Linked DNA regions of Homo sapiens: regions 1 and 3 are each linked to region 2. The links are chromatin loops, found by intact Hi-C in ENCODE. Cell type or tissue: Caco-2. All regions are shown on one strand. Each heading gives the region's core, and the rest is flanking DNA. Links, peaks and the distances in the headings are about the cores only. Region 1 has its middle 330 kb from the start of KCNS3. Region 2 overlaps LOC105373451 (a long non-coding RNA gene). Region 3 has its middle 330 kb from the start of RDH14.

What was found. A loop is a pair of places that touch in the nucleus more often than their neighbours do. Peaks named below come from ENCODE experiments on the same cell type or tissue, not always from the same donor. Only the 100,000 strongest peaks of a DNase experiment are listed, where the experiment ranks them.
Region 1: it touches region 2 in a loop (8-fold over the local background); 2 of 110 quality-filtered maps call a loop at or near these places.
Region 3: a loop joins it to region 2, with 3 times the contacts of the local background. A loop is called at or near these places in 3 of 110 quality-filtered maps.

Annotation. Positions count from the first base shown.
Region 1 is chr2:18,205,937-18,217,004 of GRCh38, forward strand. No RefSeq gene overlaps it. Among named protein-coding and RNA genes, the nearest start is that of KCNS3, 330 kb to the left of the region's middle. In Caco-2, for the core only: no CTCF peak of the experiment used is centred there; a DNase peak (open chromatin) is centred at 4,555.
Region 2 is chr2:18,294,714-18,305,781 of GRCh38, forward strand. It overlaps LOC105373451 (a long non-coding RNA gene), which reads right to left. Exons shown (of 4, transcript XR_001739301.2): 2 at 6,931-7,071. Among named protein-coding and RNA genes, the nearest start is that of RDH14, 260 kb to the right of the region's middle. In Caco-2, for the core only: no CTCF peak of the experiment used is centred there; DNase peaks (open chromatin) are centred at 4,948 and 5,338; H3K4me3 peaks cover 348 bases.
Region 3 is chr2:18,227,083-18,238,150 of GRCh38, forward strand. No RefSeq gene overlaps it. Among named protein-coding and RNA genes, the nearest start is that of RDH14, 330 kb to the right of the region's middle. In Caco-2, for the core only: no CTCF peak of the experiment used is centred there; no DNase peak of the experiment used is centred there.

The DNA.
Region 1 (11,068 bases), core at 1,334-9,333, 89 kb before region 2:
ATGAAAGTCCTCTATTCTTTACCTATTCATACCTTCCTCCTCCCACAACCTTGCAAGTATCTCTATAGTTTTGCCTTTTCCAGAATGTCATACGGTTGGAATTGTACAGTATGTTACCTTTTCAGCTTGACTTCTTTTACTTAGCAATGTGCATGTAAGATTTCTCGATATTGTCTCATGTCTTGACACCTCCTCCCTCCCTCCCTCCTTCCCTCACTCCCTCCTTCCTCCTTCCCTCCCTCCCTCCTTCCTTCCCTTCCTTCCTTCCTTTCCTCTTTCCTTTCTTCCCTTCTTCCTTGACAGAGTCTCATTTTGTCACTCTATTGCCCAGGCTGGAGTGCAGTGGTGTAATATTGGCTCACTGCAGCCTTGAATTCCTAGACTCAAGCAATCCTCCCACCTCAGCCTCCCAAGTAGCTGTGACTACAGGTGCACACCACCATGCCTGGATAATTTTGTTTATGTTTGGTAGAAACCAGGTATCAGTATGTTGCCCAGGCAGGTCTTGAACTCCTGGGCTCAAGCAATCCTCCCACCTTGGTACCCCAAAGACCTGATTATAGGCATGAGCCACCTCGCCTGGCCCTCATTTCTTTGTATTGCTAAATAATATTCCAGAGTCTGGATGTGCCACAGTTTATTTATTCATTTATCTACTGAAGGGCATTTTGGATGCTGTCAATTTTTGGCAATTATAAATCAAGATTCTATAAACACCCATATGCAGGTTGTTTTTTTTGTGGACATAGGTTCTCAATTCATTTGGATAGAAACTACAGAGTGCAATTGCTGGATTATATGGTAAGATTATGTTTGGTTTTGTCAGAAACTGCCAAACTGTCTTCCAAAGTGGCTGTACCATTTTGCATTCCCACCAGCAACGAATGAGAGTTTCTAATGCTCTACATCTTCACCAGTATGTGGTAGTGTCAGTTTTCTGAATTTTGACCATTCCAATAGGGATGTGATGGTATCTCATTGTTTGATTTGTATTTCATAATATGGAGCATCTTTTCATAGACTTACTTTCCATTTGTATATCTTCTTTGGTGAGGTGTCTCTTCAGGTCTTTTGCCCCCATTTTTTTAAGTTAAGTTGTTCATCTTTTTGTTGAGTTTTAAGAATTATTTGTATATTTTGGATAATAGCTAATCAGCTATGTCTTTTGCAAATGCTTTCTCTCAGTTTGTGGCTTGCCTCCTTATTTTCTTGACAGTGTCTTCTGCCAAGTAGAAATTTTAAATTTCAATAAAGTCCAGTTTATCAGTTACTTCTTTCACGGATTGTGTCCTTAATGTTGTAGCTAAAATGTCATTGCCATACTCAGGTCATCTAGATTTTATACTGTTACCTTCTAAAAGTTTTATAGTTTTCTGTTTTACATTTAAGCCTACAATCCATTTGGGGTTAATTTTTATAAATAGTATAAGGCCTGTGTCTGGTTTCACTCTTTAGCATGTGAATGTCTAGTTGTTGCAGCACCATTTCTCAAGAAGACTATCTTTTCTCCATTACGTTGTCTTTGCTCCTTTGCCAAAGATCAATTGACTATATTCATGTGGATTTATTTCTGGACTCTTTATTCAATTATATTGAAGTATTTATTCTTCCATTAATACCATACTGTCTAGATTACTGTACCCCCTCAAAGTTGGGGGTATCAATCCTTTCACTTTCTCTTTCTGCTTTAATATTGTGTTGGCTATTTTGAGTCTCTTGTTCTCTATATAACTGTAGATGCTTTGTCAATATCCACAAAATAACTTGCTGAGACTTTGATTGAGAATGCATTGAATTTATTGATAAAATTGAGAAATGACATCTTGATGATATTGAATCTTCCAATCCACGAACATGAAATAGCTTTTCATTTTTGTAGTTCTTCTCTGGTTTCTTTCATCAGAGTTTTGGAATTTTTCTTACATATGAGAAAAATAGATCTTGTATATGTTATGTTAGGGTTAAATCTAAGTATTTCATTTTTGGAGGTGCTAAAGTAAATGGCATTATGTTTTTAATTTTAAATTCTACTTGTTCATTGTTGGTATATAGGAAAATGATTTACTTTTGCATATTAACCTTATATCATGAAACATTGCTATAATTACTTATTAGTTCCAGAAATTATTTTTGTTGATTATTTCAGATTTTCCACCTAGATTTTTATGTCATCTATGAATAAAGACAATCTTACTTCTTCCTTTCCTGCCTGTATACCTTTTTCCTCCTTTTCTTGTCTTATTGCATTAGTTAGGGCTTCCAGTATGATGTTAAAAAGGAATGGTGAGAGGGTACATTCTTGTCTTATTACTGATCTTATTGGGAAAGCTTCTAGTTTCTCACCATTAAAGATAATGATAGCCGAAGGTTTATTGTAGATATTCTTTATTGAATTGAGAAAGCTCTCATCTATTTCTAGTTAGTCAATCATTTTCATCCTAAATGGATGTTGGATTTTGTCAAATGCCTTTTATTGCATCTATTGCTATAGTTATGTAATTTTTCTTCTTTAGCCCATTGAAGTGATAGATTACATTAATAAATTTTCAAATGTTGAATCAATCTTGCATACCATAAGACAAATCTTACTTGGCCATCATTTATAATTCTTTTTCTACACTGTTGGATTCTGTTTGCTAATATTTTATTGAGGATTTTTTTCATTTCACCACTTATTCTTGTTGCATCAATTATCCCATGATTCAGATTAAGTCAAAATACTTTCTATTGTTGAATCCAATAAAAATATCATAAATATAGTATTCTTGTATAGACAACACAATATGATAAAAAAGAAAGTGAATATTTATTGGTTATTCATACTAACTATATTACTTAATTCTCACAAGTAATGTAGAAGTATTATATATTTTTCAGATTAGAAAATAATTCTCCCTTCATTTAATCATCAATGCATTTTATCTGTACACAGAATACATTGTAGAAAATAATTAGATTCAGCTTCAGTACCTATCCAGGAAGTAGCAAAGCCAATACCTCAACTTGGGTCTACCTGATTACAAAGTTTATGTTCTTTCTACTATAGCATATGGAGGCCAGTTTATTTTAAACTGATATGTACTATCATCTTTGGAAGTGATGCTGAAGTGGGAGAAAGTCACACGAATTTATAATTCTTCAAACAGTAGATGTAAGGCTCTGCCTGAGCTTAATCCTTCTGAAGGCTTCAGGCCATCTGTTGTAGCCTCAGGGCTTCCTAAAAGAAGGATGCATGAGAACAGGGTTTTCCCACCCCAGCTGACTCCCCAATCTAGAGTCAAGGACTTAAAATCTGACAGTCATTGGTCCAGTCATTCAGTCACAAATATAACCTCCCATGTGGCATCAATAATACCTCTTTTCTTTCAACTGGACTCTGGGGAGTGTCTAACTGTTTCAAGGATGAACCATGGACAACCAATGAGTCTCCATCCTGTAGGTGGCCGTGGGCCATGTCCATAGGCAAATTGTCTGCCTTGGAACACTTCTGTAGTTGTAAACAGATGCTCAGCCCACAGTGGGGTTATGGGCACGATATCGGCTCACTGCAATCTCTGCTTCCCGGGTTAAAGCAATTCTCATGCCTCAGCCTTCTGAGTAGCTGGGATTACAGGCATGTGCCACCACACCTGGCTAATTTTTGTATTTTTAGTAGAGATGGAGTTTCGCTATGTTGTCCAGGCTGGTCTGAAACTCCTGACCTCAAGTGATCCGCCTGCCTCTGCCTCCGAAAGTGCTGAGATTACAAGTGTGAATCACCACACCCAGCCCCATCCAAGTTTTTGTCAATCCCTCTTTTCTTGGCTTGGGTCCCATTTCATCCCCTTGGCCACTACTCAGAGCCTTATTGCATATGTATTGATTTCCTAGTACAATGGGCAACAACAATCTAACTCTGGAGCATCTGCTCAAAGTCCAGACTTCCTGCTGCTATTTTCAGCTTACCTGAGCAAGGGCATAATGGAGATTGTGACCATCTCTCCTCCCACATGCCTACTGTCACCTGAGCATCCTGGCTGTCCTTTCCAGGACTGATACCTGGAATAGGTAATTCTCGTGTTCTCAGTGTCTCTGTAGCCCTATTTTTGCATCAAGGCTATGGCAGGATGTTACAAATGTCTAACGCAGGATGCACTGTGAAGTCCAGTTTGTCATATGACTTCTTTTCAGAACTGTGAAGAACCAGCCTTGGCTGAGCTGTCCTGACCAAGAGGGCAGTCAGTATTATGACAACTTCCCTATTAATACTTTCCAACTTGGGCTGTTTCAGGCTTGGGGAGATTGGGAATTCTGATTAGCTCAAATGCATTGTATTTAAATGATTGCATAAACAGATGTGATCGATGATGACTACTCATTAATCTCACAGAGCGGCTAGACCAGTGCAAACTCAACAGCATCTCAATTCCACTGCCAAATTAGTCCAGGCTGATCCTAAGGCTAGACAGTCCTTTGTTATGAGTAACTCATGCAGCTGTACAAACATGCCTCAGGTCTATTTGTTTCTTTAATCCAATTGAATTCCACTAGGACATCTTTTCATTCTCTTACTGCTATGATTTATGGCTGTAATGATAAGCCTTCTGTAATCCTAAAGCTTAAAGAACTTCAGCACCCTGGCCTGGGGAAGTCATCAGGTTTAGTGGAAACAGAATTGGTCTTAGCATCAGACACTCTACCTCAAAGTCATGTGGCAGCAGATCATAAAGTTGGTCTGTTCCTTCTCTTTCCCTCCACCTCTCTCTACAGTCTCTTTGGCAAATTGATGAACATATATGCTATTGAATTAAAGCTAATTTTAGTCCCAAAGCCATTAAAAAATAAGCTCCTGGGGGAATTTAAAGTAATTTCATTTCAGCTGATTAAGATATTTAGATATGATGCATCACATTTTATGCTCGAAAACACTGTCAAAGTCAAAAGCACACTAAGTATAGTGTGTCGTATGAGCTAACATAGTGGTAGTGGTATCTATTAAAATTTTTGACAACTCAGAGAGAAATTCCTTAAAAGCTTTCCTGATTTCTTAGTCATAAGAGAAAAGTTCAGAGTATCTAGACACCTGTAAGATGGATTCCTAACCATCAAAGATCTGTTTGCAAATTAATATTTTTACAGTTTGCTCTTACCTTAGATGTAGCCTTGTTTCTGAGCCTGTTTTTATTCCCATTTTGATTTTAGTCTTATTTAATGATTTCTAATCGCTATGTCTCAAGAATCATTTAGCCATATACACAGAGTTAATTACCAGCAAATCCCATGTGACAGGTAGTAAAGAGGCCCTTAAGAAAATATCTTATTAGTCTTTTATATAAAAATAATGTCATGTCCAGAAATACATAGGCACTTTACAAATTGCCACTGGCTGCTCTTTACATACATACCAAGCCTATAAATAGAAGACCAGATTAATATTGTTATCCTCAGTGTACACACAGCCTTCTACACAATACACAAACATTCTTTAAGTACTTACTATGTGCTAAACATTTCACTGGTGCTGGACATGAACCATTTCATTTAATTCTGATAATAGTCCTGATAATCGGTTCTGAGATTACTTCTCTTTTAGAGATGAGAAAACAGAGGCTTCAAAGGTCTTAAATGACTTTTCTGAGATAACGTATCTAGGGATTTTTGGAACTGGGATTTGAATCAAATTAGTGTAATTATAGGGCTCTGACATGTAACCATCATATGACCCTACGTATGGAAGTACAATGTACAAATTTTATATAAAAGAGTATCGTGCAGCGTTCTCTGGGATCAAGAGGAGGCATTACCTGCCTTTGGTTTACTTAAGTACCACTTATGTGACAGCCCTGTTTCATGAATGCTGGCCATGAATATAAGGAGGAATGTTCCAACTGGGAGCCACCCTGGGTGGCACTGGGTTAAATTAAAGGGTATTTTTAGAGCCCCCAACTCCTCACCCTAAAACACTTTCTCCCTTACTGGAGACCTCTTTCTACCTGTCCCCCTTAAGACAGTGTTCTTGTCACTACAATGTAGTACAAGGAACAGGGAATTTGCTGTCAGAAAGATACAAGTTCAAATCTCTGGTCTATGATTTGCAAATTTTATGATTTTGAGCATATAACTTCAAACCTGAATTTAATTTTACTGTTATACAAACAATAAATTATACAAATGGGGATTTATACAAATGAGTATATTACTGTTGACTTCAGAAGCATATTTTGAGAATAAAAGACTAAAAGGGAAGAAAATGGGTGAAATATGACCTATGAAGCTCAACACCTGCAGTGCAGTGTGTGCTCAGCCAGTGCAGTGTCTCCTTTGTTCGCAGGAAGGTTTTTACATCACTCTTTGTAGTTTGGTACAATCACACTCCAAATTAGATTTTCTTTCTCAAAAGGATAGCTAAACACCAAGCTCAACATTTCACTGGCTTCTTCTTTTAAAGGAAATTAAAATGTTAAATGTTTTAGTAAGGATGTGTTTTAGGGGTACATATTAGTGCTGCAAAATTCAACTCCAGGACAGGTAATTTTTCTTGGGATGTGTTGTTTCTAATCTGATAGTTATAAGCACTAACCAGAAAATGGATGAGAGAGTTGAGTCCAAAGAGATGTTCTAAAGAAAGTAAAACTAAGTTCTCTGCCATAAACTCTAAAATGTAATGAAAATGTGAGGATCCATGGGTTCTTTCAAACTCTAATGTGAAATTTCTATTTCCTTGGACTGCGATACCAAGGCATAGCTCTGCTCTGCAAAACTACACTGGAGTTACAGTATTTCCAAACGGCTCCTTCCCATCAGTAAGTAAGCAGTCTTGGTCATAATCAATATGTGCAATTAGAGAATCAGTGACTGGGCATCCCCTTCCTTAAGCTACTCACTATAATGCCATTCTCAGATGATTGCCAGGCAAAGAGAAAGCATTTTGATCATCATTCCAGTTAGTTGAATACATTTATTTAGTGTTAAATTCTTCTGCTTCACGACAAGACCCACCTCCACATCCCAAATAATTGCATCAGCTGCGACTACATAACTAACATCTTTTCGTTTCAGTTTCCTCCTGCTCATATCCTACCTTCTTTCTCTTCCTCCTCCTCCTCCTTTTTTTTTTTTTTTTTTTTTTTTGGAGACATTAAGGGTTCATGTGGTTAAAATTATTTTTTCTCTGTTCAGACTTCAAGTCTTTGGTGAGATTAAATAAACTATTTTTAAATAATGAAATTTTTAACTGCCTTAGTTTTCTAGGGTGCTAAATATGTTTTTGTTTTCAAAGTACTGTGTTCCTTTACTCTTTCATTGTATGGATGCTCGCTGAGCACTTTATAGGTGTCCTCGCTGAGCATCTTATAGGTGTCCTGGAATATAGACGCGTCTATCCTATGGTTCCTGCTCTGAAAGAGCTCGTAGGAAGTAAAGATATGACTAAAATTACTTAAAAAACAGAAAAAAAGTGATATAGGAAGATCAAAAGGGAATAAGGCACTGTTGATTGAACCTTGATTGTTTACTGAAAGTAGTGAAACCAAAATGCTTTGTGGTCAAAATACACAGGAAGGACGGATAATTAGGGATCATCCCTAATTAAAGCTGTTCAGCTTCTCTGGAACCCCAGGTACATAAAGAGAAGTGGTAGGAGATAAGGATAAGGAAAGGTAGCTTTATGCCGATGGACCTAAGGTGCTAGAGGAAATAAAGGATAAATGGATCGCCCCCACCCACTCATCCAGTGATCTTTCTTTCTTTTTCTTTCTTTTCCTTTCTTTTCTTTTCTTCCTTCCTTCCTTCCTTCTTTCCTTCCTTCCTTCTTTGTTTCGTGAGACAGAGTCTTACTCTGTCGCCCAGGCTGGAGTGCAGTGGCACGATCTCGGCTCACTGCAACCTCCACCTCCCGGGTTCAAGCAATTCTCCTGCCTCAGCCTCCCGAGTAGCTGGGGATTACAGGCGCCCACCACCATGCCCAGCTAATTTTTGTATTTTTAGTAGAGAGGAGGTTTCACCATATTGGTCAGGCTGGTCTCAAACTCCTGACCTCGGGAGATCCACCCGCCTCGGCCTCCCAAAGTGCTGGGATTACACACATGAGCCACCGTGTCTGGCCCAGCGATCTATTCTTCAAACTGATCTCTCTTTTCAGTGCTCCTTTTAACATGATCTGTTGCAGCAACCCTATAGTACTGCTCAGTGTCAAAAGATTGGGTTGGAGGAGGGAAAGATACCCGAAAGAGAAACAGGAGAAGGCATCAGCCGCTGTGAGAACCGCGATGATGCCAGATCTTGCCCTCTCACTCCTACGCGGTGCCCGCAGCCCCGGTGACCTGTTGTTGCAGTTTTTACCCAGTTTGCTAAAGAGGGGGCTATTTTGAGATAGAAAAAAGCTGTGATGAGGAAGAGGGGAACTATAGTGATCTTAGTACTTTTTCTGCAAAAAGCAACAAAAAGCCGATTTGATTATTATCAGAACACAAAATTTAAATTAATCTGAAGTCAAAGAGACTGGAAACATTTTTTGTCTTTTGAATAGTACCCTGCATTCATGGTAGAGCAAAACATCTCCCAGTTAAAAAGCTTTTTATTGATAGACTGGTTGTTCATATTGATTAAATATACCAAAGCCAAAATTTATGGGTAAAACTCAATGTTTTCTAGCAAAATCACCATTTTCATCAACTAGGGTATATTGAGGGTATTTATTTCTTTTAAATAATAATATGCAATGCTGAGGTCTGTGTAGGAAACACAATGAGCCCAATAAACTGAATTTGAGTTATTTAGCACAGTCAATAAAAAGCAGGTTTGAGAAATAGACTAATAGTAGATATATTTGCAAAAGGGAACAGTTTGTGTCAATGGCATGCCACAACTCATTTTTTATATTTATTAATGAAGAAAAGCATAATATCTCTATTTGTCAATATATTATTAATAGTTATTGAGAATCTGTGCATACCCATGAATAATCTGAACTTGCTCATTATTTAAAAAGTTGCTTGACTTATAATTTTTCAAAATTTAGACTGATTTTCCATTTATATTACTACTCAACACTGTTTTGTATTATGCCAGATATTTTAGAATGGAAGAAATAAAACTCATAAATAAATGTGCTTTCGTTGTTTACATAGATTAATAAGTTGGCTTGCCATATATAAATCCTCTGTTCTGGAAGGCTAACAGAAAGATGTTTCTTTTAGTAGTTAAGGAAATTAGTGGTTACATGACTCAATTCTTTGCATGGGAAAACAATTGAATGAGACTTCTTTCAGACATCAGTAATAGAGAAACATACTGGACTATCACATTATTTTTTAAAAGAGGAATCGAATAAACTATGGACTAACAATAAAATTTTCTTTGTGATTGAGAACAAAATCTTTACTATATAATCAACTAATGTTCATGTGACCTAGAAGAAGTCTGACTTAGAGTAAATATTTTATCAAGGTGAGGTGAAAATTTAACCTGAAAAAGTAGGTTTTGATTTTAGTTTGCATGTAAATAAATAGAAAAGATCTTCACTCTTGTGGTAATACTAAGAAAAAAAGAAAAGACAAAATAATAATTATGCTTTCTGTGAGACAACTGAGAATTAGCGGACAAGAGGAAACCTAAATGAATTGACTTTCACAGAGAGAAGCCCTTCAAAGGTGAGTAGTGGGCTGTGGCAGCTGCCTGGAGGCTGGAGGAACAAGAAGCCTGCCAGAGGCTTTGCCTGGCTGGAAGAGGCAAGCTGTACTGTGGGTGATGGTTGATGTACCCAAGATAGATTGAAACTGGAGTACCTCAAACACAATAATATTTTTGTGGCCTGAAATCTCTCCCTGCTCGCCTCTAAATTTTACTTTAGCAGGGCAGTGAAAGAGAAGCTGAGACACAGAAAGAATTCATGAAGTCTCGCATATTCTCATTGTGTCTGGAACTGGGACCTCCTATGTTAAATCCAAAGGTGGAATCTCAGCTCACCTCCTCCTGACTCAAACATGAATAATATCAAAGAGATTCAACACCCCAAACCCTCTCCCCTCCCCACCACACACACACACACACACACACACACACACACACACACACACAACTGTGCACTCGCAGTGGGACTGGGCTGAAAAGAGATGAGTTTAATCCTGTTAATGCTGAAATCCAGTTCCAGATCAAACTGACTTCTGGCAAAATCCAAATGACTACCTAATTGCTTCAGCTGCCAAAATAGGAAAGAGTTTGTATTCTTCGGGAGGAGATAAAAATGACCTAAAAGAAACAAATCAATGAAAATCCTCAAAACTTTAGTATTCTTCAGATGCCACTGTTTTTTAACACAGTGTCTGCTATAAAATTAAAAGGTTATGAGATGTAAGAAGAAACAAGGAGATGGGACCCGCAATTAGGAAAAGCCCTTCTGGTTTTAGCCTCCCAAGTAACCCTTCAGAGACACTTGCTGCCTCCAAATACTGAGCTCTCCCAGAACACCTCACTGGTTCTTGTTCTATGCTCTCTACTGGCACCTAAGTTTCTATTTGTGCCTCATGGTTGTGTTATTTACCCCACTCACTTGTATACTTCCTTCTTCGAATTAAAAAAAAAAAAGGAGTGGGAGGCGGGGCGGGCGCTGTGGCTCATGCCTGTAATCTCAGCACTTTGGGAGGCCGAGGCAGGCGGATCACCTGAGGTCAGGAGTTCAAGACCAGCCTGGCCAACATGGTAAAACCCCATCTCTACTAAAAATATATACAAAAAAAGTAGCCGGCCGTGGTGGTGGGCGCCTGTAATCCCAGCTACTCGGGAGGCTGAGACAGGAGAATTGCTTGAACCCAGGAGACAGAGGTTGCAGTAGGCTAACAGTGCCGTTGCACTCCAGCCTGGGCTATAGAGTGAGACTCCATCTCAAAACAAAACAAAAAATCTGGCCGGACGCGGTGGCTCCAGCCTGTAATCCCAGCACTTTAGGAGGCCGAGGTGGGTGGATCACCTGAGGTCAGAAGTTCAAGACCAGCCTGGCCAACAAGGCAAAACCCCATCTCTACTAAAAATACAAAAATTAGCCTGGCGTGGTGGCATACACCTGTAGTCCCAGCTACTTGGGAGGCTGAGG
Region 2 (11,068 bases), core at 1,769-9,768:
TATATAGTGTGCGTATACTATATAGTATATATAGTATACATATATAGTGTGCGTATACTATATAGTATATATAGTATACATATATAGTATGCGTATACTATATATAGTATACATATATAGTATATCTAGAGTATATGTAGTATGTATAGTATATATAGTCTACATACTGTATATACAGTATATATATACTCTATAGTATACTATACAGTATAGTATACTATATAGTATACAATATATGTATACTATAGAAACACACTATATATAGTATACTATATATACTATATACTATATACTATATATAGTATACTATATATACTACATACTATATATAGTGTATGTATAGTATATATAAACTATATATAGTGTATATAGTATATATATTATATATAATATATATTATATTATATTATACTATATATTATATGTATATTATAGTATATTATACTATTATATATTATATATTATATTATATATTATATAATATAATATAATTATATATTATAAAATATATATTTTTATATTATATATTTTTAAATATTTTATAATATATATTTTATAATATATATATTATAATTATTTTATATATAATATAAAATATAATAAATATTTTATAATATATATTTTTAAAATATAATATTTATATATTATAAAAATATAAATATATAATATATTATATATTATATATAGTATAATATATAATATGTTATATAGTATCTTATACTATTATACTATATATATTATATAGTGTATATATAGTATACTATATATAGTGTATATAGTGTATACTATAGTGTATATAGTGTATACTATAGTGTATATAGTGTATACTATATACACTGTATATAGTAGTGTATACTATATACACTGTATATAGTAGTGTATACTATATACACTGTATATAGTAGTGTATACTATATACACTGTATATAGTAGTGTATACTATATACACTGTATATAGTAGTGTATACTATATACACTGTATATAGTAGTGTATACTATATACACTGTATATAGTAGTGTATACTATATACACTGTATATAGTAGTGTATACTATATACACTGTATATAGTAGTGTATACTATATACACTGTATATATAGTATATTATATATACTATATATGTATATATAGTATACATATATATTATATATACAGTATATATAGTATATATACTATGTAGTATATATAGTATATATACTATATAGTATGTATAGTATACTATATAGTATATATAGTATATTATATAGTATATATACTATATAGTATATATAGTATATTGTATATATAGTATATATACTATATAGTATATATAGTATATTGTATATATAGTATATTGTATATATAGTATACATAGTATGTATATATAGTATATATAGTATACATATATAGTATGTACACAGTATATATAGTCTATATGTATACTACATATAGTATACATGTATACTATACTACATATAGTATACATGTATACTATACTACATATAGTATACATGTATAGTATACTACATATACTATACATGTATAGAATACTACATATACTATACATGTATAGAATACTACATATACTATACATGTATAGAATACTACATGTACTATACATGTATAGAATACTACATGTACTATACATGTATAGAATACTACATGTACTATACATGTATAGAATACTACATATACTATATATAGTATATATAGTATACTATACATAATATACATATATAGTATATATGTATACATAGTATACATAGTATACATACATAGTATACATAGTATACATACATAGTATACATCGTATACATATATAGTATATATGTATACATCGTATACATATATAGTATATATGTATGCATCGTATACATATATAGTATATATGTATGCATCGTATACATATATAGTATATATGTATGCATCGTATACATATATAGTATATATGTATGCATCGTATACATATATAGTATATATATGTATGCATCGTATACATATATACAGTATATATAGTATGCATCGTATACATACAGTATACTATATATACAGTATATACAGTATACTATATATACAGTATATACAGTATACTATATATACAGTATATACAGTATACTGTATATACAGTATATACAGTATATATAGTATACTATATATACAGTATATATACTATGTATTCTATATATAGTATAGTGTACATAGTATACATATAGTATACACTATACTATATATAGTATACTATATATACTCTATATAGTATATATAGTATACTATATATAGTATATATGTATACTATATATAGTGTATATATATACTATATATAGTGTATATATATACTATATATAGTATATATATACACTATATATTGTATAGTATAGTGTATATATAGTATAGTATATGTATATATACACATGTATACATGTATATATGTATACTAATATATACTAATATATGTATAAATATATATGCATATATACACATAATATATTTGATATATAATGGATGTGTATTATATAATAACTGATATATTTGTGGGTTTATATGTACACACGTAATATATACACATACACACTTCAGTGTGTCAAAAGTAAAAAACTAAGCAGAGACTTCTTGCAAACACAGAGATTTTTAGACAAATATTCAAAGAGGAGAAAATATATATAACCAAGGTATCTGTTAACGAGAAATTATTTCAGTACTGATACTGTTAACCTAGAAAGAATAATAGAAAAACTGAAGAGTGTATTCTACTACCACAGAGAAATTATAGTGTTAAACAGGCAAATGTAGCTAAATCCAGAGAAGAGAAAAATGTATATTTCCTGGGTCCTGATCTTTCTGCAATACAATTTCTTGCTTAAATGTACATCCTTTCCATTTCATAAAATAAAATTGTCGTAGTATTTATTGAGGAATTCGAATAGAAACGCTTGGTGATTATAATAGTATCCTCTTCCTGAGCATATCAAAATCAAAAGGGCCAGAGAAGGCATGCATGCATTCTCCCTCTTTAGATGTAACCCCGCCCAACACATCCAGCATGTGGAATACATATGATTATGCAGAAGCACCTCCCTCCCTGTACTGATAGTTTCCTCCCTGGATGTCGAATTTACTCATTCAATCAAGAGTGAGTTCCTAAAAAGGGAAAAATAAGAACCTGTCTCTGTCCTGGAGCCTGGCACAGTCCAGTGAGATGAAAGAAATAGAAAACAGCTTATTAGTACACTAGGCAATAAGCCTATAGCAGGAAAAACTAGAAAATTCCAGATGAAATCAGAGGAGAGAGTGATGGACTCTGAAATATTGTGAGAAGATTGGACTAAAGAGTTGACATCTGAAATCGGTTTTGATACATTACAGGTATCTTATTAAATTCTCCTATTTTGCCTTCTCCATCTCTCACTCTCTTTTTCTTTTGCTCTGTAATACATGTGGTAAAATTATGTAGCCCTTTTAAAATGCTTCGTAGTCATAATGTTATTTTTAATCTTTCTGCATCTGCTTTGCTTATGTTCTTATGAATAATCTTATTAATACATTTTGCCAAAGCTATCATATCTAGATGAACCTGTGAAGCATGAATTGAGCTAATGTGCCCCCAGAAGGCATAGCACAGGTTTACAGTAATGTTATAGGACTCAGTGAACATAAATATTTTTGTAATAATAATAATAGATATTCAACAATGTAACAGGCTGCTGTGGAGAGTAGTAAGTTCTTTATCTTCATAACAATTTGAGTAATGCTATACTTCTATTAATGTGGGATCATGTTATATTGACTTTAGTTTAATATAGCTACAAAGTTGTTGGTTGGGTCTATGAGAAAATCTTTACATATATTTACTTAATCATCTTGACCTTTTTTATTCTCTCTTTGGACATAATTCTACAAGTCATGACTTTGATGATAATATTTCAGGACCAATGACAGTGATTTTCATCCATGGTAACATGGATGTTGATTTGGTACTAAATAGCAGCAACAACAAAAAGATTATCTGCAGAGATATTATATAATATGTCCAATTGATCAGTCTAAGTTTCAGAGTTGAGAAGGAGAAAGACTAACGTATATTAAGCAACCCACTGTACTATCTCATTCCATCCTCCCCCCAAAATGTGTGGTAAATATTTTGTTCATACATATATGATATATGTGTGTATATATATGTGTGTATATATACAAGTGAACACACACATAATACTTTTACAAGCTGTCGATTATATGTTTACGAGTGAGGAAGTGAAGGCTTAAAATAACTTTTTCATGGTCACATTATTAGTATTCAGTCCCACTTATGATTTCAAATCTCATTGCCTTTCTACTCATAGAAGATAAAATAAACAAAAAAAGAGGAAAGGTTGTATCTGCATAGGCAAAAATAAGCATGCAGTTTAACCAAATTGAAAAAGGAGAAATGTGCACTTTTATAGAGAATGGAGGAAAGACATTACTGAGAAAGTAACTTATTACCAGCTATATTTGGTTGTTTAAAAACACTTTGCCTTGTAATAAAAATTATATTTATACGTACATTGAATCTTTTTTTCTTTTTTTGAAGACAGGGTTTTACTCTGTCACCCAGGCTGGAGTGCAGTGGAATGATCATTGCCCACTGCAGTCTGAAACTCTGGGGCTAAAGTGGTCCTTCTGCCTCAGCTTCCCAAGTAGCCAGGAGTACAGGTGCACACCATCACATTCAGCTAATTTTTTCAAAATATTTTGGAAAGATAGGGTCTTTTTATGTTGCCCAGGCTGATCTCAAACTCCTGGCCTTAAGCCGTCTTCCCACATTGGCCTCCCAAAGTTCTGGGATTACAGGCTTGAGTCACCATGTCCAGCCTACACATTGAAACATTGAATCTTTATTTTCTCAAAATGAGCCTGACCCAGTTTAGGTTATCTCCTGAGGTCAAACAGTTATGAGCCAGGACAAGAGGAAGTCTGTCTGCTTCTGTCAATGTGTAATCAGCCTGCAGAAATTTCTGGAATGCTGGTGGCTGAGATGCCTTTGGTGTTACTCAAGGAGTGTCTTATCTGTAAGACTACTTTTCTAAAGGAAAGGGAAAATAATTCAACCTAAACTTTCTGAATTCACAAAGATTAAATGAGGACAGTGTTGTTGTGGGGTGAATGAAAAATGAGTACAATAGTAAAATAATATAAAGGGAACTAACTCTAGGGTAAGTCCATCAAAATAATTACGCATAAAAGCTCATGAAACAAATACAGGCTTTGTAGGAATAAACGCTGTTAGAACGCCTGAACAATACCTTTGAAATAGTTGCATAATCGTTGTAAGGAAATTAGGCGATGGCTTATGCATATTTCATGAAGCCTGTACGTCGCCCTGTCTAGGCTTGTGCACACACTTACGAATGAACAGCAGCCAAAGCACTCACTTTTGCATTTAATAGCAGTGTAAATCTGATCTGCAAATGTATCCCCACACTTTCTCAATATGCTTTTCCCTAATTTTTTTTTCCTGTAGAAAATTCTACTCATCCTTTAAAGCCTCAGACATAGCCTTGTTGGTAGCTGGTAATACATGGATTACTGATTTAAATAAAAACAGACTGAATTTTGCATGTTTCTAGTACTATTGATAAACACGTTTTGGATTATCCAATTTTATGAACTACAATAGGTCTTTTCTGTTGTAAAAGAAGATCTCTTCTGAATGTAGAAAAAAAAAAAGCTGCAGAGCCATCTGTTAAAGGTATACTGAACATGAACTCTGTGTGAAGTAGTGACAAGAACACTAGCCTGATGGTTAGGAGATATTGGTCCTTATCCTAACTCATCATCGATTCCGTGTGCAACTTTTAACAGACATCTTTCCTGTTGTTTCTGTTTGTACGACTTAGTCAGGAAAGATACCTTGTTAAACGTTGCACAGAGAGTGCAGCTTAACTTGCAGAGTAAGTTGCTTACTATACAGCACATTTAGCTTCTTGCCTTTTCAGATAGACTGTGGTCAACAGGCATTGTTGTGCATCTTTTATGTCCAATAACACTCAGCAGTGTGAGGTACCTAGAAGATACTAAGATATTTCGCTTTAATTGATTTAAATTAATTGGATTTTATTGTTCTCCTGTGTGGACTAGAAAAAACCATCCTTGCTCTGCATACTGCACACTTTGTTCTGTGGCAAATCATTGCATGTGAGGTTATGTTAGGGGAAACAACACATAAGGCATTATGTAAACAGACAGATCGGGGCCAGCATCTTCATCTCAAGAGAAGCAGATCTGACTTATATGGCCTAACCTGTGAATTCAGTAAAGGGAAATAAATCCTTTGTAGGTTGAATAACAGCAACCAAAATACCAGCTCTAGAATCTGCGTGTTGAAACCTCACAATGCTGCAGCATTTTTTTCTGCAGGAATATTGCATCTGAGCTTCTCATCTATTTTTCTGCCTTCATGTATGGGTGTCTCTGATTGATTCATAAATATGGAAAGTCGTTGTCCTTATTTAGAATCAGGACCATGTCATCTTTCCCTGTTATACAATGCTGTCTCACAGGGGCACAACACTTTCACCCACAGTGTTGCTGGAGCTTCACAAAAACAGTGATTCAAGTAAGGAGATTCTCCATATTTTTGGAAGACAAACTCAATAAAATGAATTGATTTGCCAATATCAAAAGGCTGCTTAGTATCAGAGCCAAGATAAAAATAAAGGATGCTTGATTCCCAGACCTCGTCATGGTTCTTTCCCACCATAGTACCTTGGACTTGAAAGGAAAAACTGGTTCATGTGACATAGATCCTTGAGATCAATTACAGCCCATCTCCGGTGTCCATGTTTGACTTCACATTAGTGACCTATAACTATTTAGTTACATTCTCAGTCTCCTGAGTTTCAGTTTGATGCCTTGGTTTACTTCCAGAAAAACCCACAAGGTAGATGATAAGCCATTAGGGAATTATGTTCTTACCACTCTAACAGCAGCTGTTCAACATGAGGTTATACCATCTCTCAGCAGGGACATTGGCATATGATTACCACTCTAAAGACTTCCAAGGATCTTTTTTCTCAGGACCATCCTTACATTGGAATATTTGGCATTCTGTATCTTCTAGAAATGTAGATACATAAAATTTTTGTTAGGTTGGGATCTTTAAGAAAGCTATGTTTATAATATCTTCTTAGAGAGGGCTCCAGCCATTGTAGTCTCTATTCTGACAACTCATCTTTTCGTATTTTAAAAAATCCCCAAATTATTATGCTAGTATCAGCATTAAATTTCTTTCCTGTCCATCCTCATAAAATAACAGATGTGATTAAGTCAATATTTTGGATACTTTAACATTATCTGATTCATTTTCAGACCAAGTGAAGCTTTATCCAGATGTTCATGACTTTGATCTAGAATGGATGGCAAGTATATTTATCAAGACATTAATTGTCTTCTAACCACCAGCTCTTGCATATAACCACGTCATGAATAAAAACTTTAAAAATCAAGTTATTGCCAGTCTAGAAATATGCAAAATATTTTGTTTCCTTACATTGATTATAGACTCTGGTTAATGTTTGATCTAGAATGAATAGGTGATATCTTGCATATCACTGGTTTTCCAGAATCTTTGAAATATATATTTTTATTTCTAAATAGACTTATTCAGAAACATACTTATACATTTAAAGAATGTATAAAATAAAACAATCTGCTTTGTAGCAGCCTTGGTTGCATCACTTTTGTGATAATATATGTAATAAATTTATTAAGGTAAGACTGTTATTTTTCTTACTCCTTCCTATTTCTTAGTAGTGTTATGTGCACAAAATGGATTCTGATGATTTTAACAAATAAATATGTACCACTAATATGTGTAAGCAAGTATTCTAGGTTCCTCATGAACAAGTATCAGTGCTATATAATTTATTTAATTGTATAGATAATTCAGTATGTAGATGTAATTATGACCAATGTTTATAATGTGTTGTGTGCTTCAGTTACTGTCATTTTACTTTAACCAACTACAAAATCTTAAAAAGTGTGAGTCAGAAGCTGAGTGCTAATTGGTATTCTAGGTTTTCAGAACGGCATAAGAGTAGAATAAATGTCGTTGCCTACTTTTAAGGTACTTGTCACCTATATAGGGTGAAAAACCAAGAACAGGTCAATGCCCTTTGGAGCTCCAGGCCTTACCTTGGGAGGAACATTAAGCACAGGGGATTTCATCTTTTAGGCCTCCATGACATTGTTCCTGGCACAGAAAATTCTCTTTATCATTTGCTGATAGACAGGGAAGGTTGAGGGACAGAACAGTCCTGTTCAAAAGCAGGGTCAGCTAAGAGGGAGGCCAATAATATGGCCTGGAGTTTTTGGCCACCAGCCTCCATCGATCCTTCTGGAAGGCCAAGACTATTGGCTATATTAAACTGATCTAAAACAAGCCCTATGATCCCAATTACATGTCCATGAAACATGAAACTATAATATGATATAATATATATTTTCTATATTTTTTCTATATATTTTCTATATTTTCTATAATATATATTTTCTTATTAAGCTTTTTGTCAGGAACACTCACACTAGTGTTTCCTTTTCTAAGTATTAGGGCTCCTTCCATGTCCAAGTCAGCCTCCCTATGCTCAGGCCTGGGAAGCCTCTCCTTCATTTCCATTGACTGCTCCAACTTCCTCTCTTCTCTATGAGAGGTTTTATAACTAAGATGAGCCTACAGAGTGAGATGTGATACTCTACACATGTTCTTTCTTGCTGCCCTACATTATAAGCTTTGTAGGAGAACATATGGTAAAGGAATATAAACATGCAAAAGTGTGCTCCCAAGTTCTCACCAAGGACTTACCAAGTTCTCTTGGTGTCTCTCTCCAGCCTGACTCTTTCTGAGAGGTTAATGTTTGTTTTGATTCTCTTGAGGGTAGTATTGACTGCTCTCTTCCCCAAACCCTTGAGCCTCTTTCATCCTAATTTTGAGGAGTTTATGTGAATTATTTATGCCTTATTGTCCTTTTATATAAGCTTGAAGTTGACGTACAGACAGAACAATGTCTATGAACCTAATTTTATGAACAATAAAATCACAGGAGATGGACCTGGTTACTGAAAGGAAACAAAGCTATTTGTCTGAATATCATTTACGGAAAGTATACTGGGTGCCAGAAACTGGTTTGGTGATAGCTGGATGAATAGGACAAGGCCTTTGCTCTCTAAAAATTTTAGATTTTTGGGAAATAAGTGAAAAGTAAATTACATGTTGGAAATAAGAAATTGAAGTGTTTTGGCCTGGAGAACAGAAGCCTGGGAGCAGAGGAGGGAAGGGAAGCATGGTAGCTGTCTTCAAATAATGGCTGAATAGTCTTAGACAAAGGAGCTAGGAATGGTGATTAATAGGAGCAGATAATTCTGATACTGCTTAATGTACTGAAGGCCTTTCTAAATAATCAGAGCTGCTTGACTTTGAAATTAGCTCCAGTGAGATGTGATGAGCTTCATCTCTGCAGAAGAGGTGATCTCTCATTGAGACATTATGGGAATCTCAGGGGTGCTAGTGGGGCCCCAAGATGCTATTAATCTACTTAGGCTGTGTTTTGTATAACTTTCTGACCTGGGCTCTCAGAACTACAGGGACTGAGTGGGAAACTCTTGAGCCTCAAAGCTAATTTCTCACTTATGATTTCTATCCCAGTTTATTCACCTCGATGTCGGCCTTTCCAAAGTAGCACTTCTATTAAGCATTGTAAAAACATTTCCAGAAATGAATTTTCTTCTTAAATCTATTTTTCTAGCCTCCCTTTGGTGAAAAACCTTGTTTCTTTTGGTTCTTTAATATTCAGCCTTTGTTTTGACTCAGTGTATTTTGCAGTGTTCTAATCATTATTTCTTTGCTACTGTTAAATTACCCCCAATCCCCAGACTTTGCTAGATAAAAGATTGATAAGTATTTTTATTGGAATGCCATAGTCTCTAAACTTCAGTGACTTTGTAAAGTTTCATCAGAAGTGAGGCTTCTGAGTTTTTAGTAAATATAAATACTCATTCTCACTGCTGCTTAGAATTTCACTGATTACACTTTGGAACTGCATAATTGTGTAATTAATCTTGAGAGTGTCAGAATGCATATTTTTAAAAGTAATTTCCTTAGGGAAATAATACATATCTCATTATTTTTTACTGTAATTGATATTCATGGGCTCTTAGTTTATAGGTATAAAACCTGACAGACACGGCCAATATCAGTGCCATATATTATTAAAATGGATTAATTTTTCAAACACATCTTCCATTCAATTTCTCATTAAATGAGGCATTGTAAATTCTGCTGTCAAGGGATACAAATAACATGATTATGCAATACTTGCATTATTCAAATTTTTCTTGGCTAGGATGGTTGTCTGCCATAAACACTGCATTCATTCTTCATGGAAGAGAATTTTAGGACGCAGTTGTCAAACCTAATCAAGAACCAGCTGAAGCTCAAATCTTGAATATTCTCATTGCTTTCACAAGTAAAGAGCATGTGATCATTTATTTACAAATCGCATCCTGGGAGAAACCTAAAGAAAGAGTAAAATTTACTTTACCTGTAGTTTCTGGAAAAAAAAAAAGTATGCCTCATTCAAGGACCACCATTTCTAAAACAAATATGAACAAATGGATGGATGAATAAATGAATCATGATGGTTAAAGGAAGAGTGATACATACCAGCATTGACATGGGTAAATTGAAGTAAAAACACATATGTCTGTCAATAAGGGTATCTTATACTGTGCATTCACTCACAATCACATGGACACCAGTTTGCCACCTACACATAACGATGCTGCCCTGTGCGATGGCTTTCAATTTCTCAGTAATAAAAAGTTTAGTGGAAATCTTGAAGCATTAGGCCTAGATGAATGCCAGGCACTGGGCTATATGAAGTTGAATAAGACAGGGTTATGCTGGTGAAGATCTCATCATGTCATTGGACAGGCACATAACTGAGCACAATAATTCGAACATGATGTTTTTGCAAGTGCCAGCAAAATGCTATGTGCGCCCAAAGAAGACATCATCTCACACTGCAGGGAGTTAGAGGCTAGTAGGGGAAGCTTCTCA
Region 3 (11,068 bases), core at 1,510-9,509, 68 kb before region 2:
CCATGCACCTGGAAAAGCTGCAAACACTCAATGCCAGCCCGTGAAAGCAGCCAGGAGGTGGGCTGAATCCTGCAAAGCCACATGCGTGGAGCTGTCCAAGACTGTGGGAGACTACTTTTTGCATCAGCGTGACCTGGATGTGAGACATGGAGTCAAAGGAGATTATTTTGGAGCTTTAAGATTTAATAAATACCCCACTGGATTTCAAACTTGGATGGGGCCTGTAGCCCCTTTGTTTTAGCCAGTTGGGTGTATTTACCCAATGCCTGTGCCCCATTTTATATCTCCCATTGTGTCTTGGAAGTAACTTGCTTTTGATTTTACAGGCTCCTAAGTAGAAGGGACTTGCCAAAGGTGGATGAGACTTTGGACTTGGACTTCTGAGTTAATGTTGGCATAAGTTAAGACTTTGGGGGACTATTGGGAAGGCATGATTGTGTTTTGAAATGTGAGGACATGAGATTTGGGAGAAAGCAGGGGTAGAATGATATGGTTTGGCTCTGTGTCCTCAGCTAAATCTTATCTTGAATTGTAATCCCCCTTATCCCCACATGTTAAGGGAGGGAGCTGATGAGAGGTTATTGAATCATGGGGGGCAGTTTTATCCATGCTGTTCTCATAATAGTGAATGAATTATCATCAGATCTGATGGTTTTATAAGGGGCTCTTCCCCCTTTGCTTCCTTCACACGTTCTCTTGCTTGCTGTCATGTAAGACATGCCTGTTTCCTCTTCTGCCATGATTGTAGGTTTACTGAGCCTGCCCCAGCCTTGTGGAACTGTGAGTCAATTAAACATCATTTTTTAAAATAAATTACCCAGTCTTGAGTAGTATCTTTATAGCACTGGGAAAATGGACTAATATTAAATACATTGACTTTTTGATAATAGCAATTCTGATTGGCGTGAGATAGTATATCATCGTGGTTTCAATTTGCATTAAAATAATTCTCTAATGATTTGTGATGTTGAGCAGTTTTTCATATGCTTTTTGGCCATGTGTATGTCTTCTTTTGAAAAGTGTCTGTTCGTGTCCTTTGCCTGCACCCCTACCCTGGTCTTTTTTTTTTTTTTTTTTTTTTTTTTTTTTTTTTGTAGAGTTGGAGTCTCACTCTGTCACCCAGTCTGGAGTGCAGTGGCATGATCTCAGCTCACTGCAACCTCCACCTTCTGGTTCAAGCAATTCTCCTGCCTCAGCCTCCTGAGTAGCTGGGACTACAGGTGCACATCACCATGCCCGGCTAATTTCTTTTGCATTTTAGTAGAGACAGGGTTTTACTGTGTTGCCCAGGCTGATCTTGAACTCCTGAGCTCAGGCAATCCACCTGCCTTGGCCTCCCAAAGTGCTACAATTACAGGCATGAGCTACTGTGCCTGGCCGGCCTTTATTTTTTGAGATGGAGTCTTGCTCTGTCACCCAGGCTGGAGTGTAGTAATGTGATCTTGGCTCACTGCAACCTCTGCCTCCCAGGTTCAAGTGATTCTCCTGCCTCAGCCTTCTCAGTAGCTGGGATTACAGGCATGCACCACCACACCAAGCTAATTTTGTATTTTTAGCAGAGATGAGGTTTCACCATGTTGGCCAGGCTGGTCTTGAACTCCTGACCTCAGGTGATCTGCCCACCTCAGCCTCCCAAAGTGCTGGGCTTACAAGGGTAAGCCACCGTGCCTGGCCCGTATTTGCCCATTTTTTAATGTGGTTGTTTTTTTGTCTGTTAAATTAAGTTTCTTGTGTATTCTGGATGTTATACCTTCGTTGGATGCATAGTTTGTGAATATTTTCTCCCATTCTGTAGGTTGTCTGTTTACTCTATTGATAGTTTCTTTTGCTGTGCAGGAGTTCTTTAGTTTAATTAGGTCACAATTGTCCATGTTTGTTTTTGTTGTAATTGCTTTTGGCATTTTCATCGTAAAATCTTTGCTGAAGCCTATGTCAAGAATGATATTTCCAAGGTTATCTTCCAGGGTTTTTATAGTTTTAGGTTTTACATCTTAGACTCTAATCTATCTTGTATATCATGTTAGATAGGGATCCAGCTTTAATCTTCTGCATATGGCTAGACAGTTATCCCAGCACCATTTATTGAATAGGGAGTCCTTTTCCCATCACTTCTTTTTGTCAGCTTTTCCTATCCATGAACATGGAATGTTTTTCCATTTGTTTGTGTCATCTCTGATTTCTTTGAGCAGTGTTTTATAATTCTAATTGTAGAGATCTTTCATCTCCCTGTTTACCTGTATTCCTAGGTATTTTTTTATTATTATTTTGCTACTGTGAATGGAATTACACCGTTTATTTGGCTCTCAGCTTGAATGTTGTTCATGTATAGAATTGCTACTGAATTCTGTACATTGATTTTTGTATCCTGAAATCTTGCTGAAGTTCTTCATCCAATCTAGGAGTTTTGGGCAGAGATTATGGGGTTTTCTAGATAGCGAATCATATTGTCTGCAAACAGAGATAGTTTGACTTCCTTTCTTTCTATGTGGAGGCCTTTTATTTCTTTCTCTTACACGATTGCTCTGGCTAGGACTTTCAGTACTATGTTAAATAGGAGTGATGAGGCTGGGTGCAGTGGCTCACACCTATAGTTCCAGCATTTTGGGAGGCCAAGGCGGATGATCACTTGAGGTCAGGAGTTCGAGACCAGCATGGACAACATGGTGAAACTTCATCTCAACTAAAAATACAAAAATTAGCCAGGCACAGTGGCACATGCATGTAACTCCAGCTACTTGGGAGACTGAGACAGGAGAATCGCTTAAGCATGGGAGATGGAGGCTGCAGTGATTGAGATCACGCCACTGCATTCCAGCCTGGGTGACAGAGTGAGATTTTCTCCACCCCCCCGCCAAAAAAAGGAGTGGTGAGAGTGGGCATCCTTGTTTTGTTCCAGTTCTCAAGGGGAATGCTTCCAGCTTTTGTTCATTCAGTATGATGTTGGCTGTGGGTTTGTCATAGATGGCTCTCATTTTGAAATCGAAAAATTCTTTGAAACTAATGAGAACAAAGATAAAATATACTAGAATCTCTAGGACAAATCTAAATGAGTGTTAACAGGGAAGTTTATAGTGCTAAATACCCACATCAAAAAGTTAGAAATATCTAAAATTAACAGCATACCTAGAGGAACTAGAGAACAGGAGAAAAACCGACCTTAAAGCTAACAGAAGACAAGGAATAACCAAAATCAGAGCTGAAATAAAAGAAACTGATACACAAAATCATACAAAAGATTAACAAATCCAGGAGTTGGTTTTTTGAAAAAAATGAATAAGATTGATGGACAGCTAGCTAGACTAATAAAGAAAAATAGGGAGAAGATCCAAATAAATACAATCAGAAATGACAAAGGGGACATTACCACTGGCCCCACAGAAGTAGAAAAAAAGCTCTTAGAGAACACTATAAAGACATCTATGCACACAAAGTAGAACACCTAGAAGAATGGATAAATTCCTGGAAACATACAACTTTCCAAGATTGCATCAGGAAGAAATTGAATCCCTAAACAAACCAATAAAGAGTCCCAAAATTGAATCAGTAATAAAAAGCCTACCAACAAGAAAAAGGTGAATTCACAGATAGATTTACCACCAAATTATATTAGATGTATAAAGAATAGCTGGTACCATTCTTTCTTACTGAAACTATTCCAAATAATTGAAGGGAAGAACTCCTCCCCAACTCATTCTATGAGACCAGCATCATCCTGATACCAAAACTTGGCAGAGACACAACTGGAGAGAAAACTTCAGGCCAATATCCCTGATGAACTTTGAACAGAGATGCAATGATCTTCAATGAAATACCAGCAAACTGAATCGAGAAGCACATGTAAATGCTAATCCACCACCATCAAGTAGTTTTTATCCCAGGGATGCAAGATTGCTTCAACAAACACAAATCAATATATGTGATTTACTATACAAAAACAAAAGCACACAATCATCTCTATAGATACAGGAAAGACTTCTGATAAAATTCGACATCTCTTCATGTTAAAAATCCTCAACAAACTAGGCATTGAAGCAACTTTCCTCAAAATAATGAAAGCCGCCTTTGACAAATGTTTTAATTTTGATGAAGTCCAATTTATATGCAGTTTATTTTTGCTGTAGGGATAGAAAATCATGCAGCTTTGGAGTAAAACTGGGTAGAATATAAAAATATTAAAAATTGACTTCTTTCCCCATTTTAAATACATTTTACCTATTCAAATTAAATTGTTCCATAAAAATTACTGGCTTTGTTGGAAATATCAGTTTCATTAATATTTAAGAAACAACTTTGGCACAGTACATCTTCTAAATAAAATTTTTCTTTTCCCACATACCTCTTTCCTGAGAATAATTTCTGTGTATAGCCCCTCTGCACACTATCACTTCCTTTATTAATCTCACAAGTTGGTCAATATCACCAAACATCCCTCTGCCTCAAAATTTACTGTTTTCTTTGGTGTCCACACCTGTATTTTATACAGGAGGAAGAATATCTCATCTATGTTGTTTCTATCCAGAACATTTTATACGTTTGGTATATTTACCAAGTGGCATCAACTTCTCTGAGGGTTATGTGACCTGGGATTACTTTATATCAACATTTTCTCATACTTTACAAGGGGGTGAAATGGTTTTTCCTTATAAGACCACGTCGGTTAAAAATTATTAATACATTATTGTCTATGTACCATGTTTAAGCCCTGTAATACATGTTTTATATAAAATTTTTCATTCATTTTAGTTAATTGTTAAATAGATATTATTATCCCTGTCTTACAAATGAAGAACCTAAATCTTGAAAATGTTAAGTAATTTAATAGCTCCTAAACCATGGATGGGATATTTTACTGACCCTAAAACCTATAGTCTTCAATGCCATTTGTTCTTAACAGCCATCAATTGGCCACAGATGTGTGTATTTTATGTCTTAATTTATCTGAAGCCTTTGAAGAAAAAAATGTTTATCCCACAATAGTTTTATTTGAATATATTGTTTACTTGATATTCCAGTTTTTCTTTTGAATCCAGAATTCAAACCACTATTCCAAGGGTACTGTGATCTTATCTCAAAAAATACGGAAAGCATTTTGCAAAGTATTAAAAAGTATATACTAAAGTGCTTTGGAATTGCCATTATAAAGTAAGTGCATAGAATTACAAAGTAGTTAAATGATATAATGTTGAAATGATAGTTTGATTGTTAAATTCTTTACCATTTTGTGAATTTGTTGCAATTAGGGTGAAAAAAATAGATGCTGACAGCCTTAACAGTCTTATTTTTAGCATCCCTACTGTATTAACACTGATGGCTTCATCAATCTGAGTGTCCTTGGTATTTATTGTTTTCAGTGATGGGTAGTATTTATAATTGTCTTAACAAGAAATTCTAGCCAAACCTGCTTTCATGTCATAAGTAAAGGGAGTTATTCATGTCGAAAATGATGTAAGAAGTGAAGCATAATTTCAGATATATAAATTAACATTTCTTTTTAATACATTGCTCATCATTTTGTTCTTAATAAAAAATAAAGAAACTGTGACACAGACAGTGAAAAATGACTAAGAAATGCCTGTCCTTTAAAAATCACTTATAGGAAGAAAGTTAGGACTTACCTTTTTAATCCAAAGAGTTTTTCTCAAATAAGACTCACTAAATTTTTTTTTTCATTGAATGTAATGATCCATTGCGTCTTTCTTTGCCATGTCTTCCTGTGACCATCAGCACTAGTGAGTTACAGATAAGTACTCACTTTGTGGAAGTCTGTCTCAATTCAAATAATGGTTTAAAACTTCTGCAGTGATCTATGGACCTTGCTTCGGGAAAACGGGGCAATATGACAGAGATAATTTGGTCAAAATCCAAGCTAAACATACTATAGTTTTCAAAGTCCTTTTGACTCTGATACAGACAAATCAGCTCTGGCTGAAAGTTGGTACTTTTTTTCTCAATATTTTGATTTTGTCCTTTGTAAGCTAGCTCTAAACACATGTTCTTTATCTCAGAGTTACTTGTTAACTTACTTGATGGCAAAAACAATTTTAAAAATCTATGAATTTCCTCAGTGGGGCTGACCATCAAAGTTTTGGGAAACTGGGCTAAATAAATAAAAACAAACAAACAGAAAAACTTCTCTGGCTTTGTAGTCTACCTCTCTTAAGTCCTGGTGGGTGTTTACTCTAGATCCCTAGGCTGATAACATTCTTTGCTGTATAAAGGGCAGTGTTTCACATTGAGTCAGCTAGCTAGCATGAATAACCCATCTAATTTAATTGAATAAAAAACTTTGGCCTAATGAATACAAAACTATGCTATAGAATATATCTTGACTAATACAATTGTCTTACTAAGGCACAACTTTGATCATAATTCTTCTCATTCCCATACTCATTGTCGTAGTCATTAGTGATATTTCCCTAAAAATTTCCATCTCTCTTCCACTCCAGGTAGGATTGCTCTTCTTGGCCTCTTATGTTTGGATGGGACGCTCTAATTATTTCTGGCCAATGAGATGAGAGCAGGAGTAACATGTATCCTTTCTGGGCTGAAATTTTACTTGACAGTGCAAACCCCGAAGAGCTCTTATTTCCTTGATGAACAGTGGTGTTTGAGATGTGACTGCTTCTTAGACTGAGACCCTGGGTGATTGCAATAAGCAAAAGCCTCCCTGCCAAACCATAATGAACATTTAGCATGCACATAAAATAAGCCTTTATTTTTGTAAACTACAAAAGTTTGGGTCTTGTCTGTAACTGCAGCATAACCAACCCTATTTTAACTGGTACATTTTCTGACACCCTTCCATTTACTAAAACACATTCAGTAAATACAGGATAAAGTATGAGCTGTCTGGCACTCAAGAGTCTCTTAAATTTGAATTCATTCTACTCTTTCTTTTCTCAGGTTGATTAATGCATTTTGTTTTCCAGTAGAACTGGACTCTATGTCCTGTCTTTCAATTTCTAAGACTGAGCCTTCCCTGAGAACCTCATTGCTTTTCACTTGTGATGAATGTTCTTTTTTTGAATTCCCATTAGTGTCTTGTTATTGTTGTCATTATTTATGAGACTTTTAATTCCATATTTTACTTTACTTATCTGTAAACCTGTTATTCCCTTTACAAAAAACTAATAAGTGAATTTGAGGGCAGGGCCTATGCCTTATTTATATTCATATCCTTATAGACATTAGCTCTGTTTTTAGCTCACAGGAAGTGTTCCATAAATATTTGTTGTATTGCATTGTCTTCTGGTTAAAAATGTAACTGTTAAAATGGTAGGATTTTTTTTTCCATTTTTTTGGATCCTGTCTTCAATTGAAAGTTACTCACAATAATTTTAAACTGATGGAAAGAAGTAGAACAACTCTATAAATTAATTATTCTCCCGGCTTTCTATTCTGACTCTTATCTATTATCTATCTATCCATCCACCTATCTATCATCTCTCTCTCTCTCTTCTATTTATTATTATCTCAATCACCTATTTGCAACTATATGAAAGTAATATATTTTCATGGTCAAACAGGTACATTTGACCTTATAAGTAATAATCCACTGCCACATTTTGACCTATTACCACCTGTACATCCAAGAAATAAATACTTTAAAGCACTTCTGTTTTGGGTTCTTCTGGAGTTTCTGCCACGTTTTAAAACAACATGCATATGTAGTCATTAATTGATATATTAACCTTAGACATTCACTATTGACTTTCTAATGAGGATTTATCTATTGCAATAATCCGAGACACACACCCCCTTCATTGCCATGTTCTTATATCAATATTTTTAGTATTTTTATTAGTTAACTATTTTAATATCTTTAAAATTGTGTTTCTTGTTTAATCACTTTTGATAGTATCTCTTGACTGCCCACTTGGGGGATGAGGATATGAGAAGCCCATATTTCATCTTTTTCCCACTCACACTGACCCACTTCTCTTATCTTCACCTTTACTCTTAAATTTTCAACTTTTACATTCTGCTTTGTAACCCTAGTTAAGTCTTCTGTGCTTTGTCCAGAGGGTCATTCTAAAAGTTTAAAATCAATAAAATGCATTTATTTTATTGACTAAATAAAACTATTCACTGCAGAGCCTGAGTACGATGACTTAATTTGCTTCTTGTTTGGCCATTTAGTTTTTTCTTCCTGTTGTTTTCAATTGCCTTTTAAAAGGGTCTAGCATTGTCTGACTTTATAACAATATTAAATTTTGCCAACATTTCAGTAAAATTCTTTAACCTAGGACTCCCCTCTTGGTGGGAGGTCCTGGTTCTGACGTGGTGCCACTCCAGTCTGTACTGACTCTTTGTAGGCCTGCCTTCTCTTTATTGCTGGCTTGGGTTGGATTCTGAATCTCATTCTTTCTCTTTCTTGGCTTATCCCCTTACTTTCCTGGAGCATATATTTAAGCAACTTCCTATTAAATAATTTGTGAGAGGAAAATTTTCTGAAACCCTTCATATCTGAAAACATTTTTATTCTGAGCTTATTTTCATATATTGTCTGGAATAAAATTCTAGGTTCCTTTAATGATGTGAAGGCATTGCTGGTGATAAACTAGATGCCAGCATGATGACTCTTTTGTCTATGCAAGCTTTTTTGTTTTCCTATCTGTACCCCTTCCCTACCCACTTTCCCCCACAAATACACAAAATTTTAGGATCTTCTCTTTATTCTTGGTGTTCTGAAATTTTACAAGCATGTGTGTGTATGAATTTTGCATTTAAAATCTTATGTATTAATTGGTAGGCCCCTTTAATTTGTTTTCTTCATTTCTGCAAATTCTTTTTTTTTTTTTTTTTTTTTTTTTGAGACGGCGTCTCACTCTGTTGCCCAGGCTGGAGTGCAGTGGCGTGATCTTGGCTCACTGCAACCTCCACCTCCGCGGTTCAAGCAATTCTTCTGCCTCAGACTCCCAGGTAGCTGGGGTTACAGGCATAAGCCACCAGGCCCAGCTAATTTTTGTATTTTTAGTAGAGACGGGGTTTCAGCATATTGGCCAGGCTGGTCTCAAACTCCTGACTTTATGACCTGCCTGCCTTGGCCTCCCAAAGTGCTGGGATTATAGGCGTGAGCCACTGCGTCCCGCCATTTTGCTTGTATTTGCTAATTTCTTTTCATTCTTTTTCTTTGTTCTCTGTTTCTCAAATCTTAGTGCTCTTCATTTAAACTTTTTATTTTTTATTTTTTATTTATTTTTTTATTTTTTTGGGGGGGACGGTCTCGCTCTGTTGCCCAGACTGGAGTGCAGTGGCACGATCTTGGCTGACTGCAACCTCCACCTTCTGGGTTCAAGTGATTCTCGTGCCTCAGCCTCTCGAGTAGCTGGGATTGCAGGCATGCACCACCATGCCCGGCTAATTTTTGTATTGTTAGTAGAGACGGGGTTTTGCCATGTTGCCCAGGCTGGTCTTGAACTCCCGACCTCAAGTAATCCACCCACCTCTGCCTCCCAAAGTGCTGGGATTACAGGCGTGAGCCACTGTGCCCAGCTGATTTAAATTATTTTGTCTTTGGTAGTTTTGCTTATATTGGTCTTTTTATTCTTCATTTGAGATTTCTTGCCTTTACATGTACATGCTTCTGCAGAATGATTTTTACTCAGTAAGCACTTTATTTTTCTTTTAAACTACATTAAATTAATTTTTAATTAACTTTTTTCTTCTTTCTCACTGTTTTTGTCTTATACCAATATGTCATCACGTTCTTATTTTATAGTGGCTTTTGAAATTTATGTGTGTGATGGATGCTCTGTTCTGCCACCCAGATTCCCCTTCCAATAGGGAGGCACTCATTCCTCTACACCCTGCTGCTCAGTGTTGCTTGTGAGTCCTTTCTTGGGAATTATACAAACCTCCTCCATGGGTAGCCTGAATCCAATAACTGATCAATGGGGGTGGGGGTGGGGTTGGGTTCGGTATAGAGCTGGCTTCTTGCTTTAATTCTAGAAATAGCTGAAGGACCATTCCAACCCCTGAGCACCTCCTAGGGTTATCTGAAGTGTCTGTTGCAGTTGTATCACTTTTTAACTTTTTTTTCTGTTCAATCCTGCTTCTCTTACTTGTTCACTCCCGTCATTTGGGACCAGGCAAATCTCTCTCAAGCCTATTTCCCTTGGAGACTGGCCTAAGACATTATATGAAGATAATAATTTAAAGGGTTTTTTTTAAAGAATTTTCTTTGTGTCTTGGGGTAAACATTGGGCTAGTTTTCAATTGTATGTTTAAGAGGTGTAGGAAGGTAGGTAAAGAGGGAGTCAGCTCCTCAGAATGACAATTAACCACTTTTTAGCCTTTTTTTCCTCCCATGCTCTCCATTTTTATGTCTGCCTCTTCTGCAGGGTTTTGCTCTGTAGGGTAGGGTGCCTCCTCAGTCTTCACTGACATCATCTCTGCCGACCTTCTGCACATTGGCTTGTGCTACTCTATTTTGTCAATCAATAAGCTTAACCTGCTTTTTGTGTTCCAGAAGTACATTAGCTTATCTCTTTTGTTGATACTCACCCCCTTCTTTCAGTTGTAATGCTGAGTTGGATCTTTTTATTCCTTTAGTGTTCATGCGATCCTAAGAGAAGCACTGTTCTGTACTCTTTCTTAAACCTGAAGTCTTTTCTTGACTTTTATTTGACTTTAGGAAAATTATATTACTGGTTGACTTTCAGTGAATGAAATTTCAGTTCTCTAAGATGGTATAAAGATTCTAGACTTTCCCAAATTCCACGGTGGTTATTTGGGAAAACTACCAAATGTAAACAAATGTTTTTATATCAAGTATCTGGGGAACTTAGGACTAGGTGCAATTATAGGCATTTAACTGTGTTTCTTATAATTATGTAGTCAAATCATGACTGAACATCTCCTCTGTGTCAGACTCTGAATATAGTGCCATTTATAGGTTAAAAAACAACAACAACAAACAAAACACATAGTGTCTGGACTCATAGTCTAATGGAGGTGGCAAAAACAGTAGAGATGTTTTTACTGCAAAATAGCAAATGCCAACTAATAGTATTAGTAAGCTTGTACAGAGCTAAATGTATCAAATGTTTACTATTGCTGGGTCCTC